Regions from separate parts of the Homo sapiens genome. Here region 1 is linked to region 2. The links are chromatin loops, found by intact Hi-C in ENCODE. Cell type or tissue: gastrocnemius medialis. All regions are shown on one strand. Links, peaks and the distances in the headings refer to the core of each region. The heading gives the core; the rest is flanking DNA. Region 1 holds the start of LOC124901004 (a long non-coding RNA gene). Region 2 overlaps LINC01331 (long intergenic non-protein coding RNA 1331).

Region 1 (9,729 bases), core at 707-8,706, 120 kb before region 2:
TAAGACAGATTCCTAGAGCTGCAACTCCTGGATCAAAAGATACGGAAACACTGGACCTCTTTATACCCATCATCTTTCCATTCTTTTCCCATGAGGCCACACTGCCTAATACGGGCTCTTCGTGGCTTAATTTGAGAGGCTTTGAAAATGGAAAGATACTTCCTGCTCCCAAATAGCTCCCAAACCAGCTCTTTCATGATGACTGAAATTGACCCTACCCTACCTTGGTTATAAGCACAGCTATGTTGTAAAAATACAAAAGCTACCGTTAGCCAGGTTGGTAAATAGACTAATCCACGGAGAGACATTAATGCTTTAACTCAGAGCTTTCCTTCAATTTAGGAACCCCTCACTGAGCCCTGAGTGCCAGAAAGCATGGCACTTTATTGTTTTTTTTTGGGGGGGGGGGTTGAGGATATAAAGATGAGAAACAGTATGAAAGGGGGAAAATGTGAAACATAGGTCTTGTCCCCCAGCCCCCAAACCTCCCCACCCTACTTTGTAGGAAGCAAGGGACTGGGAGAACAGAGTAGCCAGGGACAGCTGAGAGTGTCATCCTATAATGAGGAGGACAGAGAGGCCCATAGCCCACCTGAACCCCACCACCACCCCCCCACAATTCTGCCTTTTCCAGACAAGTGGTGGTTGAAGCTTCTATAGCTGTCTTCACCCATAAACTATAACTCTACACTCCCTGGCCCTAATGCTTCCCATACACAGGGGGCTGTGCCAGGGAGGTGGCACAGGCACTTCCAGAACTCTCCAGACGCTTTGGGAATCATCCCACATAGAACCACTTGTTCCCATGTTGCTTCACAGGAAGCCCAGGGTCTCCATTCGAGGCAGCCCTGCACAGTCACAATGAGCACTCGTGGTTCATCAAAAGCAAATTGTGCAAAGGAGGGCACACAAAAGAACAATTAATACAATTTATGGAATCAAAGTGGCATCAGGAGCTGTACATTTTATACAGCCTGCTCACTAAAAGAGAAAAACAATGAGCCTCTGACAGGGAGCCACTCCCTCAAGGCTGGCCACGGTGGATCCCACAGTCTATTATCTCAGCACCTCATTTCCAATTCGAATGGATGCCACCTGTCTTGTTTTGGCCTGCAATGGATGGTGTTTTCTGGTTTAAAAAGCAGGAAGAAAAAGACTCATGTTGTGCTTTTTATTTAGCCAGGGTAGCATCTGTTCTTATCCACAACAGGACTGCTGGCTAAAGGACATATGCCAGGATTTTTCTTTTTTTCAGTGATGATTTTTTGAAATCCCCCAAAAAGTTCCTATTACAGCCTTTTGACAGATTATCTTTAACTAACAGCCCCAGTCCCCTGGCTGGAAGAATTGGCATTTGCAGGCTTGGTACATACCTATCCCCACGCTGTGGGTTGGTGTCATCAACTAATTGATCAATTGTTTGCATGAAGTCTGGGGACCTGGGATTTTTCACAAGTGATTTCAGTTCCCACATGTGAAAAGGTAGCTGCCAGCAAAATTCTATCTGAAACTTTCACTATAATTTATTTTGTTAGGTGCATTTAAAAAAAAAACACATAAGCCATCAGTAGCTTAGTTGGCATGCCATTGGTTCAAAAAATCAGTCTTTAATTCAGCAAAGATTGATCAAGGAGATACTACGTGCAAAGCACCTCCTAGTCCATGAGGTAGATGAACTGGAGTAGTGTTAAATAAATGGAAGATTCTAGAACCACATGACATTAAAGGAACACTGGACAACAAATCTGCCCATCTCACATCCTTCTTTTCCTGGCATCTTAGAAAGACAATCTTCCAGAGTTAATAGCCAAGGATGAAGTAAGAGAGGCCCCTTTCACTTCTCAGCAACTCCATTACATCATGGTGGCATCTGAATGATTGAAGGCTGTGCAGCCTTCTTTTCTGACATATGCCAGGGAGACAGATGTTAAACTTGTCTGTTGATTGACTTGGTAAGATGAGTCTCTCAACCTGGTCTTAAGAAAAAGGTAATAGCTTGGTGTCACAGGGTATGCTGCTTAGAGAAATAGGAGTCAAATCTGTGCCAGACTTTTCTCAGAGACACTAGAACACCAGGCTTTCCAGAACAGTAACAACTGCAGCAGAAGCAAAAGGGTAACAATCGTAACTGCCATAAACGGAACACCAGCTGTGTGTCAGGCATGCAGATACTATCTCCATTTTGTAGATGAGAAAGTCAAGGCTCAGAGAGATTAAGTAATTTGCTCAAGGTCACAAAGTCAGTTACTGTGATAGTTAAAAGCACAAGTTTTGGCCAAAGACTGACTTGGGTTGAAAACCAAATGATTAACTATTAATCACTTAATGATAAAGTTATTAATCATTAATTAATGAATCTCTCTGCTGCTTAATCTCCATCGAATCTCTCTCTGCTGCTTAATCTCCATCTGCCACCTTGTTAGAATGGATCTAACACCAGTTTTGATGTTTGACTGCTGACAGCCTGTAAGACTCACTCCTCCCTCTTCTTCCACCCCCAGCCCCCATCTTGACAAGCTGATTAGAAAGCCTGGGTACTTTCTCTTTGGTATGGGCTGGAATTTTAAACCATGTATGAGAACCCTCACCCTGCCATATTAGTCTCCTTTCCTTGCTCTCTTAAGCTATTATTGAACCTGCTTAGGGGCTGCCATGCTCTTCCCAGAAAGCCTCGTTATGTGAGTTAAGCCTTTCATACCCTCTTGGCATATGTGTGGCATCATCAGTTTCAATATCCAAACCAAATGGGGTCCATCCTGTTTCTTCAGGATAAAGACACTCTGAACGCATTGATCCTCTAATCTGCCTATGCCCTGGGATTGATCTGCAAAGCATCATCACTCTCTCTTGCCCTCTGGCTTCCCATTGGGTTTAGTCAACAAGAAGCACAGATAGATCAGAGGGAGGAGGAGACAAAGGTTGAGGCATTTCTTCTGCGCTTCTCCCTGACTTGGTACACGTTTCCGGCTGTTGCAGCATCCCTGTATGTCAGCTCCCACCAGGCAGCCCCCTGACCCCCCGCAACATGCCACCACTCACTCTTCCCTTCGGTTGTCCCTCCAGCACTAGGGGTGGTAACAGTGTGCCAAGGCTGCAGTCTCTGGGTGCCTCAACATCCATTGCTGGTTCCCTTATCCCTGCCCCACCTCTACAAGGAGTCATCTCTTTAAAGTTTCCTTATTGGAATCATCTGAATTCAATTATTTCCTCCCAGTACCCTGACCGATACACTAAGCCTCAGTCCCCTCACTTGTAAAATAGAGATGACTAATACTATTTGATAATAAGTCATAGGATTGTTGTAATAATTAAGATAATTCAGGCAAGCATTTAGTATACTACCTATATGTGCAATGTAAACTCTCCGTGTCTCTTCTTTAGTAAAATGAGGGTAATGATACCTATTATAAAGATTATTCTGAGAATCAGATCAAATTTAGGAAAATCAGCTAAGACAGACATATTACTATTGTTATTATTATAACTTACAACAGCAATAATAATAATGAACAGTGACCCTGGAATTAAAAATCCAGGTCTCTCTGTTTGTAAAGTTCATGCTTTTCCCACCAGACTACACTTTCTTCTTTAGAGAAAAGAGGTCAGACATCCCCCAGCCTGTCTTGGAAATATCATATTTAGACTGTTACATGAATTAAATCATTCCTTATTTCTTACTTAAACAAAGCTTCTCCAGCTCAACAGATTTGTCAGTTAAATGGGAGCTCGCCAAAAGAACAAAGTGTACTGTTTTCCTTTTAACATCTCAATGCCAGACATGATTCCATGTCTTTCACCCACCAGGGACTTTCCGGAACATCATCTCATAAGACAGCCAATGAGAATTCAATATAAATCACTGTAATTAGTATTCAAATGATAGGTGTTTGTCACAAGTCCATTATCAGAAACCAAATATTCATTAGGCAATAGACATGACCTTTAGAGCTTCTAAACATTTGTGACCACGGCTCAAGATGCTCCCCATCTGCCAATGCTCACAGAGGCAGCTCATAGGAGAGAGAAAATTCTGTAATCTTTAAAAATAGCCAGGAAATGTGATTCCCAGACAGAAAGATTTCCAGGTCATGGTGACACAAATAATACACTATGTGTATACAGGATGAGGATGAACTATAGAAGGAGATAGAAAAGCTGTGGAATATTGTAAGGATTTGGGTGATGATAGAAATAACCTAAGTTTGAGAGATCATCCTTCTCTGAAGGCTCCTCCACCCACCTTCCTCAACATTTTTCCTACGAACTGTCTTCTTTTCTCCCAGTGGTGCAGAAAGCAGTGAATTACAAAGTCAGTGTTCTGGGGAAGCTACCAACTTGGGAGAAGGGTTCCATTATCCAAATAATCGAAAATTATCATAGCTCCAGGGCATAACCTCTTAACAGATGAATCATGGACAGGAACCTGGCTCTGGGTATGTTGACAGCAAGGTGTAAGGAAGAACATACGGGCTTCAAAGCAGAAAAACCCAGGTTCAGGTTCTGACTCTGCTACTTTCTAGCTGTGAACCCTTGAACACATCACTCGGCCTCTGTGACTCTTCTGTAGTAAAATGAGGGTAGTGACACCTATTATAAAGGTTATTCTGAGAATTGGATCAAATTTAGGAAAATCATCTGGCACAGATATAGTATATCTTTAATCAACATAAGAGCTATTGTTGCCTTGGCCTCTAAGTACATAACTCAAACAGAGCTACCATATGAGTAGGCTCCATGGGAAATTATACCTTTAATACACCAGAGCACTAACATGGGAGTCACAGGACCAGGATTCTGGCCTAATGTTGCCAATAAATTGCTATGTCATCTTGGGCAAGTCACAGCATTTCCGTTGAGCTAAATAGCTCAAGGGGGCCCTTGAGCTATTTTTAAAATCTTGGAGAGTCCAGTGGGGAGCACCTAATTATTGGAGCTGAGGCTGCACCAGCTCTGCCCTTGCTTTTGGAAGAAATTATCTCATAGTCTCATGATATTCTGATTATTTTACTTCAATCTGTCTGGCATTCTAATTGGCAGCTGCATATGACTTTACCTAACAAAAGTGAAAATTATCAATGAACTACTGAAAAAGTTTAGGGTTTTAATAGAAAGATCTGACAAAATATATGGGAGAGATTTTAAAAAGAGATCCCTGGTGATGCAAAGTCTCAGAACCATCTCCCAAGGTACTAATTGGCTCTACCATATTCTATTTCTAGCATCCTCCTTAAAGATCCTGATTCTCCAGAATTTTCTCCCGTAAGAGGAGATTTAAAAATGTTTCAACTCATTATTCCCCTGCCTCTTCTCACCACACAAATGCTGTTACTAGTCATGTGACACTGACCACAGGCCGCCAATCTTCATACAGTGGCCTCTTTCTGGCCATTGATCGTCTAAGATGAACAGAATATTAAATATTAACTTATTCTTTCCAAAATAATTATGGAGTCTATACTCTGGGCAAGGTCTTGTTCTAGATAATGGAATATAGCAGTGAACAAAACAGACAAATTCTCTGCCCTTGTGGAGTTTGTATTCTACTAGGGAAAGATAGACAATAAACCAAATCATCAAAGAAATATATAAAGGTAGTGATAAGTGCTCTGAAGGAAAAAACAGGCTGGCTAAGGGAACAGGGATGATGCATCAGGAAAGGCTGCAGAGAGAAGGTTAAAACTGAGCAGGTACTTGAGGGTGAGAGATCAATGTTATTGGTGTCTGGGGAAGAGGCACCAGGTGGAGCATTGAGCCAGAGGTGGACATGAGGAGCCATTAGCCACCATGGCTAGAGAGGAGCAAGCCAGACAGTGAGTGAGGGACTAAGGGCACAGATCCCATAGGTCCTTGTGGACTATGGGCAAGACTGTGAGTTTTATTCCAAGTATGTGACAGGAAACCGCTGGAGAAGGGATGGGAAGTTTTACAAAGGAGCTGCCACAGTAATAAAAATCAGCAAACTCTGCTGTCTTTGTGTCCCTGGATTGGAATGAAACTTGTTCCCCATTTTAAACAGAAGCCTCTACCATGCTTGAAACTCTAGTGCTGCTCTTTAACCCTGGCAATAACTCAAAGTAATTCAATGGAAGACCCATTTTTAGTGTAAAGGTTAAAATGACAGCAAAGACTATTGCAGGCAAATGCAAAACCCTTCACTAAATCACATAGATTTTTAAACTAGAATAGGATCTATAACTCACAGCTCACCTATTTCTCCATCCAGGCGTGCCTAGGTATGCTAGCATTTGTGTGTTGGCTGGAATAAAGCTTTTTTTGCTCAGAAAAAAGACGGGGGATGTGTTCATTTAACAACAAAATCTCATTTTTTTCTGCCTGCCTGCTTAGGACAAAGATCTGGGGTTCCTTTCTTAATCTACAAAGTCTACTCTTTAAGGTCTGATTGGGGACCCCAAATTTGAATTGTCAGCCATATAACTCCTATTAAAAGCTCACATAAAAGAATATATTTAAGAGGGTTTTCAGCGTTTTCCATCAAATCGTTCCCAGGGTCAGCAGAGAATATATTTATCACAACATCTATAGGTATAGCCTGAAGTGACCTGATGAAAAAAGAAATTTTTTCAAAGAGATTTCATCATAAAAATATTCTTGGCTGGGCACGGTGGCTCCTGCCTGTAATCCCAACACTTTGGGAGGCCAAGGCAGGCAGATCACCTGAGGTCAAGAGTTCCAGACCAAAACGGCCAACATGATGAAACCCCAGCTCTACTAAAAATATAAAAATTAGCTGAGTGCAGCAGCATGCACCTGTAGTCCCAGCTACTCAGGAGTCTGAGGCAGGAGGATTGCCTGAACCTGGGAGGCGAAGGTTGCAGTGAGCCAAGATCGTGCCACTGCACTTCAGCCTGGGTGACAGGGCAAGACTCCATCTCAAAATAATAATAATAAATTTATATATATAGATATATATATATTTGTGTGTGTATATATATATACATATCTCCTCTTGATTGTTTGTTATATACCATACATCATAATCTATCCATGTTTATTTTAACATGTAGAATTTTAAAATACCAGTTAAAATGCTCAACATTTTCTCTCCTTCGTTTCTTATATTTGAGCAAGATGAGCATCCTTGATTGTGCCCTATGTTGATCATGTGGCTTTGGGTCCTCCCTGGCATCCAGGCTAGGTACTCAGGAAGAAATGCCACCAGTCAGCCAGTTAATCCTTCGAATCAAACCACCAAAGACCTACATAGCCAAACTGTACTACTAAATTCTCTTTAGAATCCCTTCACATCATTATGACTTCAGATCATGTTCAGTGTTTTTATTAAGAGCCACTGTGAGAAACAGCCACATTTATAGCTAGTTGTTACCATGCCCATCATAGAATAACCCATGCAATAAATTGCTCTCAGCACTCAGGACATTTCTCTTTGTGAAACAGCATGCTTTTTAAAAACAAGAACTCGTGAATATAGCATTTTTGTTTTGTTTTGTTTTGTTTGCTTTAACTGATAGGAAACTTGGAGATATTTTCATCCAATATTAGTAGCATTCAGCAGTCTACATTTCTGATATATCATTCAGAAAACACTGACAGAGCTCCTTCTCCATCCAGGTCCTGGGCTAGTCTGGAAAGAGGGGCACTTGTAATGTGCAAGCTGTTTCTTCTTACTTTTCACTAGGGTAAACTAAATGGCCTCTAACGATCTCCTCTAGCTCAATGTTTCTATTTTCTTTCCTTAAGAAAAAAAAAATGGAGCTTACAGACTTAGAGGATCTTATTGTGGAGTATGTGTCCCCAGGCACCTGCATTCCGTACTCTGCTTCCCAGAGGAACTATGCCAAATTTTTATTAGTTACATGATGAATTTTTTTGAAGTTCATGATATGTCATTTGCCATTTTAAAACAAATGCCTACTTTAAGATGCCAAAGGTGTGTGGAGTCTGAAGATGTGAAAGTATGTTTTGACGCTGCCTCTGCAAGCTCAGATTTTGGCTGCAAAGACCCTCCTGTATAAACCGTGGTGCAGGCTGGAACACAAGACCCAGAAATACTTTAGCCAAGTTCCAAGTATTTGCTTCTAAATATTTAAGAAGCCAACTCTCAGATGCCTCCAAGGAGGCAAATACCAGTGAGCTATTGCTAGCTCCTGGGGCAAATGAGGGCAGCCTTGGTCCAGTGCCTTTTAGATTTGATGTGGGACACATGGCTTTGCAGCATTCGTACAAACCTTCTTCCTCTGTTTCCCACCACCTCAACATCCACCTCATATGAGATCCAGCCACGTAAGCCAAGCAGTTCTCACACCAACAAGACTCCCTGGGAAGAAATCAGCCATTCTCAGTTCCCAAACACAGAGGAGTGCTCCAACCACTGGGAAAGGTTTATAGAACACTTGAATACCCATGCCGTCACACCCACACTGTTAAATACACGCATACCTGCATTTTCACTAGACAATGCCTATTGCTTCAAAAATTCCAGAATCCTGTCATATCACGTGGATGATTTAAAAGCAGTGTTATTAAATTAACTTCTAATTAATTGGCTCTCAGTGTTGCCAAGCCAGATTGCTAGAGGCTGAGTCCCTTTGTTATATGATGTGCTTATTACCAAAGCCAACTCTAACAAAGTATAAACATCTATAAACACAATCTTGAGAAGGCCAGGGACTAGCATGTAACCATTTCTAATCCACGTTTCTGTATTTGCACCAGTTTATGCCACAGGCTAAGGGTGGGATTAAATTTACACATGAAGGCAAGTTGGGAAAATCGGTTTCCCAAGAATTTATAATGCTTTTAAACATAGAGGTCATTCCATAAATATCAGCTGATTGAGAATGTTTCTCAATGTGTACATTCTAATATTTATTGATCCTGGGCAGCCTAATAATCCTGCCAACCGAAACTATTTGGGTCTAGTCTCAGGCCCAGCTGAGTTTTAAGACCAGCTCAAGCCTTAGATTGAGAAAACAGAACCATATCTGGCTTAATGTGGCTTGTGGTTCAGGAACTTATCATTCTTGTTGCTACCTTTCTTCAGACACATCTATTCTATTTAGTATAATTCCATTCGTCTCTTGTTCCAACCCAGTCAACCTCCTAGCTCATTCATCTCACCACCCATCTTTCATTAATCCCCTCTAGTCTCAGAGAAAGGGTCCCTGCTTCTTTTTAAAGTTGGTTTCAACCTGAAGCCTCACCCTGCCACCCACCTCTGCCAAGGTCTTACTCATTAAATCGTTTCCTCTCTGCTATCTTCAGAAATTACATCCTCCCCCACCCCTTCGACCTACCCATCTTTTAAAATCTTTCTGTCCTGTTTTAAAAATAAATTCCCCTTGACTCTCTCTGTTCCCCTCCCACCATAGCTTTCTCGCCTTCTTCCTATGATGACGAAGCTTGCCACCTCCTCTTCTCACTTCCCAATCTCTCCTCAACACATGGCCATCTGTCATCTACCTCCAATGTTCCAGAAAGCCAGCTCTCACGAAGGTTACCAGCCACCCAGCCCACTGGTAAGTCTTTCCTACTCATCTTGTGCTGTATTTGGCCTTGTTGGCTGTGCCCCAAAACCACCTCTGGCTCCTGGCCCATCCTTTCTTTCTGATGTTTCTCTTTTCTGACTATCCCCTCTCAGTTCCTCTTCCCTATTCTTCCTCCTTTGCTTCCCCTACGAAATACTGATGCTGCCTCTGACTTTCTTCTTTCTCTTCTACTTGCTTTCCTTGGAGGCAGTGTGGCCCTGTG
Region 2 (9,729 bases), core at 658-8,657:
TAGAGTGATACTTATTTATCATCCTTGGGAGAATTTTTAAAAAATATTTCTGAGTTACATGGTTTAGATGAGAAAGGCTGGCTGGAGGAAAGGAGAAAGGAAAAAAGAAAGTGAAAGCATCAAAGAATCCTGGACAGCAAAGGGAAAGGTGCCAGGGAGCCAGCAGAATGCCAAGGCCATGCGGCGAAGGAACTTGGCCTTGTTGAGCTGGTAGAGCCCAGGGAGGTAGCAAGACCCAGGGGAGGGACCTTCTTCTGACCAAGGAGGTGCATCTTAGGCACTTTCTTCTGGCCCAGGAGGCTTTGAATCAGTGACAGCACCATTCTGGAAGGAGCAAGGCTGGCTGAAAGGAGATCCCTCCAAGCTGTAACCTGCAGGACCAACTATTAAGAATTCTCTGGGTCAGGGAACATCTTCATGAATACCTTTGAATGAAACTCAGGACTTCCTAAAATTTCCATGTCTTTTTCTTTCACCTGTCAGGCAGGGTATTCAGAAGGCCTAAAATGATTAGGCCAGATACTGTTCAGTCAATGTTTTCCAACTGTAACATAATTAAGAATATGAGCTGTTTTCTCTCCATGTTGACAAATAACTCCAAGATACCAGCACAGTCCTTCTTCCAGTGCAAACTCAGTCTTTGGACCTCCTGGAAGACTTCCCCAGACCACCACTGTACTGACAGGCTGTGTTTGTTCCTTTATTTGACATTTGGCCAGGGGGATGTCCTTCCTTAATGAAATCAGAGTCTGGAACTTTACCCAAATATTAGGTTGGTGTAAAAGTAATTGCAGTTTTTGCCATTGCTTTCAATGGCAATGTAGCAATTCTGTAATAATAGGTCATGAAAAGAGGAGGCTCACCACAGGGGCTCCTGAGAAGACATTGATTACCAAGGGGAGGGCTGGCAAGCATATTGTTGGGAGGAAATATTTAGTGAGCAGGTGAAAAATAATGAATTAAAAATTTTAAACTTTTCTTAGCAAAAGAAGATATTTAATAAGTATAAAGTGTTAAAGCTGAGAATTAAAGTAATATTCACTAAAGAGTACACAGCAAACATAAAAAATATAATTACATCTATAACTTGAGAAATATTCATGTGTTATTTTAACCTGGGGCTTTGCATTTTAAGTGAGAGGAAAGAAAACAGATCAACCCAAATTACTGAAGGCCCTGGAAGGAAGATTAAAGGAATTGAGATGGCTTTATTTTGGTGATAAGAAAGCCAAGGGAGGGCTAAATAGCTGTTTTCAAATATTTTAAAGGTTAGTCCCAAGATACAGGCCTGCTGAGCTCAGCCCCTGGCCTTTCCCAATTCAGAGCCCTTGAACTCAGCAGCTAACAAAGAACTGCTGTCTTAAGTGGAAAGTAGAGTCAGAAGCTCTCCCATCCTCCCCAAGAGCTTCCTTCTGGGCTTTGGCTCTCCAGATGGGTTACTCACACTCCTATCCCTCCACCTCATCCATTAAGTTAGAAAATTGCTGACTCCCCAAACCATTCTCCCCAACCAGTCCCTGGGGCCTTACTGTGTCTAACACCCCACTAAGCTGCTCCTCAGTCCTCCTGCCTCTGCCTTACTGTGGCTTCTCGTAACTTCTTTCTTATAGCTTTTCAATAGCCATCTAATGGACCTCCCTGACTCAGCTTCCCCATCCTCCCACAACAGTCCATTTCCACACTGCCCCAGAGCTCCCATCCAAAACACAGATTTGATGATGTCACTAGCATAAATACCAGCAATAGACTTTCTGCAGGCTTAGATTTTCATAATGAAAGGTATTTTTACAGTATCTGCCTTGGCTCCTTTTTTCATCCAATCCCGTTAGCACTGCTCTCAAGCCCCTTTCCAAAGTGACTCATTCAACCTGTCCCCTCTCATTTGCCCCACCCACCCGCACTGAAGACTCTGCTTCGGCCACATTAGACACTCACAATTCCTTGAACATCCTCATGCTCCGCTGCCTTTCTTCTTGCAAATTCCTGTGCCTGAAATGTCCATGCTTATCTCCTCCATGTGGAAGAATCTGAGTCATCTTTCACAACCCTGGCCAAAAAACACCTCTCTTATGCCTCCCTGCATCTGGGCAGAGGTTGTGACTTCCTCCTGTGGTTCCCACAATGCTTGGTTCTGAAGTAGCACTTGTCACATATTATAATTTTTTGTGTGCATTTCTGTCTTTCCCATTCAACTGTCAACTTCTTAAAAGGAAGAACCATATCTTATTTATTTGGGTTTTCTTCTATTACTATTATATAATATTTCCTCTATTACTACTACATACTATTACACAGTATCTGGTGTTTAGTACATGTTTGATCATTGTTGAATGAAAAAATAAGCTCCCAGTTCAGGTTCTCTTCTAGTTTACCTACCATAGCCAGCCTGGCCAGGAGCTAGGAGTGTTCAGCTTGGAGCCAGAGGCAGGATCCCAGGAGCAGGTTAAGAGGAAGTGATTGACAACTGCCCGCAATGGCTCCTGCTGGGCACATTTTACATCCCAGGGTCTGGATCAAAGCTGTCAGTTTCTGCCCTGTCTGTTCCTAAGTGTCATAACTGGAGCAAAACTCCTTCATCAGCCAGTCTGGCCACATCACAGACACGTGGGTTGGACAGCAGAGGCTGCCTGGCTCTTTTCAGGTTCCTATGGATACAGTGTCTCCCTTGACCCACTGAATTCATCTGTGTGGGCAGCTGCCACTTCTGGACTACAAATACACAGTAAGCAGGCGTGTAGGAGAGCAAGAATAGGGTAGAAAGAGCACGTAGGAGGAGGGGAAGAAAGAACTGAGAGAGAGCCTATGGGTAGAAGTGGGCAGGAAGGAAGGTTTGGTCTTTTTGTTCCTACAGAAGATGTTTTTGAAAAGCTTCTTGACAATCAAACAGACTTTTGAAAAAAGTTACTTTTGCTAAATATAAAGTGTGAAAATCACCAGTGGAAGATTGCCTCCCTTTCTGCAGCCAGGGCAGAGCTCTTGGGTGTATTTTGATCAGTAACTTCTAGACACATCCTTCACAACCACAACTAGGCAGCCAAGCATTCTGACATGTGCTTAACTAAGAAGCAAATTAGGCAGCCAATTTGTAAAAATGTAATATGGCGTCCTTTCTCCCTTCTGCTTATTTCATTGATAAACACACATTCATGCACATTGATGTACATAGTAATAATAATATTAGTTTACATGGCTGACTCTACAGTTTCTGTAGAGCTTTTGCTTAGAGCTTCACAATAAATGAAGCAGGCAAACTGCATTGATTAGATAGTCCATGGTTTCCGAGTTACTCAGTAGAGGTGCAGTCTAGACTCAAACCCCGGACTCCAGCTTCCAAGAATAGGCACACTCATTCCCACACCCAAACCCCCCACCCCCATTCCATGCCTGGCTGCTGGCTAAGCCACAGGCTGCTCCACAGTTGGAGTGTAAGGGATAAAGAAAGAGGAAATGAATGGTTTAAGTTGGGAAGGGCATCTTGACAAAGTTGTTAGAGTCTACCAGTTTTTTCAAACCCCACATTAGAGTACAGCAAATAAATGCATGTCTAATCATCACTCCACCGGCTTCTAACTTTTTTGCTCATCACTTTCTCTGAATTTATACATGGAAGACTTTTGAATGTGGTTCCTACACTGAACCAATCTCCAAAATTAAGGTTATGGCTTCTGTCCCCATGGGGGCCTGTAAGTTGAGGTCCATATGGCAGCCTATGATGGCTATCCCCTCCCCATGAGCCACAGGATGTCTCTGGGCACAACACAATGCCTCCTTTTCAACCGCATTTTATCAGTTTCTCAAATATCTGTATTTGTGGGCCAAGTGATGACAATACACTACATTTATAGAACATTACAGTCTCTGGAGAGCCTTCTGTTTTATACACCCTACCCACTACACCCTCCCACCATAGGATTCCCTCCCTGGCCATGAGGCTGATAGGACAGATATCACCATTTTAATTTTACAGATTCAGATATAGATATATATATATTGAGACAGAGTCTTGCTCTGTCACCAGGCTAGAGTGCAGTGGTGTGATCTTGGCTCACTGCAACCTGTGCCTCCCGGGTTCAAGCAATTCTCCTGCCTCAGCCTCCCAAGTAGCTGGGACTGTAGGCACATGCCAGCACGCCCAGCTAATTTTTGTATTTTTAGTAGAGATGGGGTTTCACCACGTTGGCCAGGATGGTCTCAATCTCTTGACATTGTGATCCACCCACCTCAGCCTCCCAAAGTGTTGGGATTACAGGCATGAGCCAGGGCGCCTGGCCGCCTGGCTATATATTTTTTTGTCAAGCTCTAATTCCACAGTTGACTGAACTAAATGATATTTAGTTCAGGACCCAGGTAACTAACCAAAATTTAAGAGAGAAATTATTTGAAATTGAGAAAAAATATTTGACTCTTAATGCTGTTAAACATGATATGACTAACTCCCACTCTACAATGTTCTTCCAGTTTTCCCATCCATGGACTCTGCCACCAAGCAAAGAAGAGGATTTACATATGACCAACTTCAGCAGAGCAAATGGAGAAATTATATGGCTGTGTTCCAGCCCTGGCTGGTTACATATTTTATATTTTATAGCTATTTCTCTGTCAGAATTATAAATCAACCACACACACAAAAAGGTCTAATTTAAAATGGGGCATATCAGAAAATCACAACTCAGCAAAATATGGCATTTTCCTGACAAATACTGCATAACTAAACTATATATGCACATTCTGGTTTTAGAGACTGTCCAAACTACAGGGTGATTTGGGACTTCAGTTCCTCATCCCTGCATGCTGGACGGATTTCAAGAAGATAATTAAAGTCGACGGTACCTGGTATATGAAATCAAACACCCATCCTCTACTCCCTGGGTTTGGAAGATCAAAGATAATAAGCCTGTCATAAACTAAGGCAAAGGGCCACCAGGGAGTGACAAATCCCTATCAGGTTTAAATTTTGTCAGAACAGTCAGTGTAGAAATAGAGTTGGTGAACATGCCAACCCTCCCTGTAACCTAGTCTGAGCAGCACTGAAGGAAAACTGGCCAGGCCTTTCAACATGTTGGCAAAAGCCACCCCCTGACATCCTGGAAAAGAGCAGAGAATGGGAGAAATGTGCTGGAGAGCAGAGCTCATCTGTCCAGCCAGCACTCAACTTAACTGTGGCCAGAACCTGCCATTGGATATTTCCATGCAGTTATTAATAAGCTCTACACAAAAACTACCTGGAGGCTGAATCTGACTCTGGGATTTGGTGTTAAATACCAGAGGGTATACAGTGTCCTGCCAAGGATAAATTTTATAACCCTACATTCCTTTACTGGTGATTTATATTCCTTTCCTTATCAGGTTAGAAAGAGGTAAGGGTACAATCAACGGATTCCTTATCAAATCAAAAGTCCTAAGGTCTGGAATATGTTATTGAACTTGTGAACAAAAGACATTCTAGGATTTGAGATATCAATTCAACTTGTTTCTTGCACCATTATGATAAAAAGGAGAATTCTTTGTAGTTTATTATCTCACATCTACATTATCTTAATTTATCTTCCCAACTCTGCAAAGCAAGCAGAGCTGATATTCTGTTTGAGAGTGTGTGGATATGAAATTGAAGATCAGGGCCTGAATAGCTTCTCAGGTTCCCATAGCCATTTCCAGAGCTGTCTCATGTTTTCTGACCCCAAGTCCAAGTTCTCTCCAACACAGTCTTTCCCGGGCAGATTATAGGGGTTCTACCCACTTCAACAGCAGGTCTTCAAATAATGTTTCATTCAATATTATTTCGTTATAACATTGATGAGAAGGAAAAAAATAGATTTCTCCCCAGAGCCGCTGTCTTTGTGGAGTTTGCATGCTCTCCCCGTATCTGTGTGAGTTCTCTCTGGGTCCTGCAGTTTCCTCCTATATCCCAAAGATATGCACATTCAGTTCATTGGTGTGTCTAAATTGTCCCTGAGTGAGTGTGGGTGGGTGAGTGAGTGCACCCTGTAATGGGAAAGTGTCCTGTTCAGGGTTGGTGTCTGCCCTGTGCCCCAAGCTGCTGGGATAGGCTCTGGCCACTGTCGACCCTGAACTGGAATAAGCAGTTGAACAATTATCTTGCTTGTTTGTATTAATCTTAAATCTATGTATAACTCAAATTTATTTCAATGCTTAATATCCAAAGTATATTGGTGTTTATTTGGAAGTTCGATGTTTTGAGACCAAAAATATGCTGTAGGAACTTAACTCTTGTTTATATCATTTAGCCTATGGTAAAATTGGTTTCGTCATACACTATTTTGCTTATAGTTGCAGTTTCCAAGAACCTATCAACAGTGTTAAGTGAGGACTTACTGTATTGCTATCTTAATAGTCCCTGGTATGAGCAATTTATCACATAGATGAAACTCCTTTATAAAGAGGTACTTTTAGCAATTTGACAGCTGAAATCCTTCAGGTGGATCCAAAAGGTACCCATCTGGTATTGCATTCTGTTCTTTCTATAATGGTCTAGAGTAAGTTTATTTTAATAGTTTAACTATAAAATATATTCACATTCATTATTAATACATGGTTTATGCCTTTAAAACAATTAGTCTAAGGCCTTTGAACAAAATTTAAAACATTTTAAAAGCATCTTTTAAGGAACAGTTTGCATTGTTTATTCAGTTCAAAAAATATTCATTGAGCACCTATCAAGCATTGTCTAGGGCAGTAAGAAGGCAGAAGTGGTCAAGACAAGGACCCTCCTCTAAAGAGCTTAAACCAGAGAGAGGAAGTCAAATAAGAAAAAATAAATAAATGCATGTATTGCTCTAAGAACTAAATTGGAACAAGGGCAGAGGGATCCAGAAGCAGAGAAAGGGCACTTGATCCAGTTTCAGAGAAGGCTTTCCAGGGGAAATAACATCAATGCCAATAGTTTGGGAGAACAGAGTGTTGTAACATGTTTCCAGCCTCATGTGTACCTCCAGGGCCGCTGGGGAGCTCTGACGAATATTTAAACGCACATGTCCTTTCCCACTGCTTTGCTTTACCCACTCTACTCCTTTAGCCAGAAAACCTCCTCTTGAATTTTATTCCTATATCATCTTCATCATCCTTCACAGCTCAGCTTTAATGTGGTGTCTTCTCAGAAGCTTTCCTTGACCATATTTGAAGAAACTGAACTAAAGCTAATCTGAAAAGCTTGTAAATGCAAGACTCAAGTTCTATTACATTGCCCTTGATCATTCAGAAATTCTAAGCCCCTCAGCTAAATTTAGTCATTAAAAGATCACTGTCCATTCTTTAATGTTTTAAGAATAAGTTGTACTATTTCCTAGTTGACTGTTAGTGGAGCCTACAGGGGGAAATCATGGCCATTCCTAAATTTCTCCAAGGCTTGTGTTATTGCGGCATCTTGGTCTCCAGCTGAAGCCCTTGGGGAAAGAGATAAAGTTGCCCCTTCTGTTCCACTGGATCCCAGCTTGGGTACGTCAGGCAGCTTAAAGGGTGACCACCATCAGAATCCTTGGTCAACTGGTGGCAGTTTGGGGTGAAAACATGTCAAAATTACATTGCAATTTTTTTACTCTAAAATTACATAGTGGTTCCTTTGACCATCAGTAAATCTTTACAAATGGGACCAAAACAACTTTCTTTGGAGACACCATGGGACTAAAGAAAGAGACAATATTCCTATTATAGAATTTTGCAAACTCTCCGGATGTCCTAACAATAAGTTACAGATGTTTAATCCTAAATTAAGAAGCTAAATATAATGTGGACTTTACAAATGGCAATTTTCTATAATTTGAGGAAAATATCTGGTAGCTCAGTTCCCACTAGAAATGTTTGGCAATGGTTCTGCTCTCTGTTAAACATCTCTGGTATGATTTCCTAAGGACAGAATCATAGCAGAAGACAACAGATTTTTTTTTTTTTTAAAGAAAAACAACATAGAATTGATCAAGAAACTATAATTTGAATTTTCCTCTGGGCATGTGGGTATTGTTTTATAACTGAGAGAAGCATTAAAATATCAAGGGAACTACATTCATATTTGTATTAATTCTATTGAATCATTTCTTGGCTTATCATATTTTGTGTTATTGCCTTGTTCTCCTTTGTTTTGAAAAGAAACTTTATCAGTTTTCCTGTGTCATGCCATTTTATCTCTTCACTCTGCCTGCAATAAGATATCAGCCTAATATTGGCAGAGCAACTCCGTACAATGATCCTTTGTTCTGGGAAAAAAAATTGCATGAATAGTATATTATTAAAATAGAGAAGGAAGTGTGTTTCATTTGTTATTTATTTAGTGAATATTGTCATGGTACCAGGTGCTTTACAAAAGACAAATAAGTGAAGCAATAATACGGTGCACTTGGATCTTGCATTTAATGTAAGGATCTCTGAGTACTTACCAAACACTGACTCATAAATCAACTCACTTCAGATAGGATGTAAAGGTTGCTTTAAATCTACAGTCAACTTTGCAGAACCTGCTGTAAAAAATGCTCCACGGCACCAAGCACTGTACAGCCTGCCTTGCCGCATCTCTGATACCTCTGAGGACACAGGGAAAGATGAAATCACAATGGGAGTGGGGCTATGAGAGATGGTGGGTGAATTTTGAAGAAAGGAAGCTAGAAAAAAAAATGGTAACAAATAGAAGAGAATCTGGGAAACTGAAAGCTAAAGCAGTGAATTTCATAGACAACTGACAGATAACTTCAGGTTCTAAACAAATGCAAACTTGACAGCTGTCAGAGTAAATATTTTATTGACCTTAGATTTGGCTCTTATCTTTGTCTAACACATTCGTGACTTCTGAAGTTGGTTTCTTCTGCACAGGAGAAAATTTCTCGAAATTTTTCAAGATATGAATAGACTGGATTGTATTTTTCTAGTCACAAAGCTGAAATCTGCTCTATCCTTAATAATTATCACGTAGAATTTGCTGCATACCATCTTGATGTGAAAGTTGAAATTAGGAAAATCTTACCAACTCAGATCACACTAAATTCTGAATCTGTCGGAAGATAGCCAGAAATCTGTAGAAGACTACGCTTCTGAGATTTTTCAGGTAATGCCCAAGCAGGGTTACAGCTGTGACACAGCAGAGGCCAAAGGCAACAGACAGCAACCATTCAGGTATCCCTGACATCCCTCTGCAGGCCTTCACAGAGAGTCAAAACTCAATATTTCAAAATGTATGCTTTTTCTCTCGGAAGAGTTTGGTGAGCCCTATAATCAGAAAGAAAACAGACAGCAGAGGGCCGGCAGCCAGGTCTTCCAATTACTATTTCAAAATCAGGAACCAGAGACCATGCCTGTGCAGAGGATCTCAGCTTGAGCCTGGGTTTTCTGCCATCCATTTGCAGGGTCCAGGCCTCTCTTGGCTTAGGCTGGTGGCTTGGGCCAGATGGAAGTCTAGTGCATGGGGAATGAGCAGCCTCTTGGGAACAAGCCAGCATTGCACCTGCTGCTGGGAAGTGTGTGATCTGGGCACATTACAGTCTAGTGGAGTACCAGGCAAAATTCCACTCTCAGGGAAGACGCAGGTACCCCCAGGAGACAGCTCATTATAAGAGAGGAAGAAGCCAGGAATAGGGCTGAGTAACGAAGTCTTAGAATTCAAAGAGGGTGTAGGAGGGGTCTACATGGAGCAAGTGGTCTCTACTCAATGCCCAGCCCAATCCCTTAGACCACATGCTTAGGTCCTAGGGAGAGGCACCATAACAAAACTTGAGTAGCTGTTTCAAT

What was found. Hi-C counts contacts between places; a loop is a spot of excess contacts. Peaks named below come from ENCODE experiments on the same cell type or tissue, not always from the same donor. Only the 100,000 strongest peaks of a DNase experiment are listed, where the experiment ranks them.
Region 1: it touches region 2 in a loop (2.4-fold over the local background); 1 of 110 quality-filtered maps calls a loop at or near these places.

What each region holds. Positions count from the first base shown.
Region 1 is chr5:74,285,023-74,294,751 of GRCh38, forward strand. It overlaps LOC124901004 (a long non-coding RNA gene), which reads left to right and starts at 9,392. Exons shown (of 2, transcript XR_007058821.1): 1 at 9,392-9,497. In gastrocnemius medialis, for the core only: no CTCF peak of the experiment used is centred there; a DNase peak (open chromatin) is centred at 3,979; H3K27ac peaks cover 4,573 bases.
Region 2 is chr5:74,400,101-74,409,829 of GRCh38, forward strand. All of the region lies in intron 2 of LINC01331 (long intergenic non-protein coding RNA 1331), which reads right to left. Among named protein-coding and RNA genes, the nearest start is that of LINC01333, 83 kb to the left of the region's middle. In gastrocnemius medialis, for the core only: a CTCF peak has its summit at 4,959; a DNase peak (open chromatin) is centred at 5,021; H3K27ac peaks cover 3,752 bases.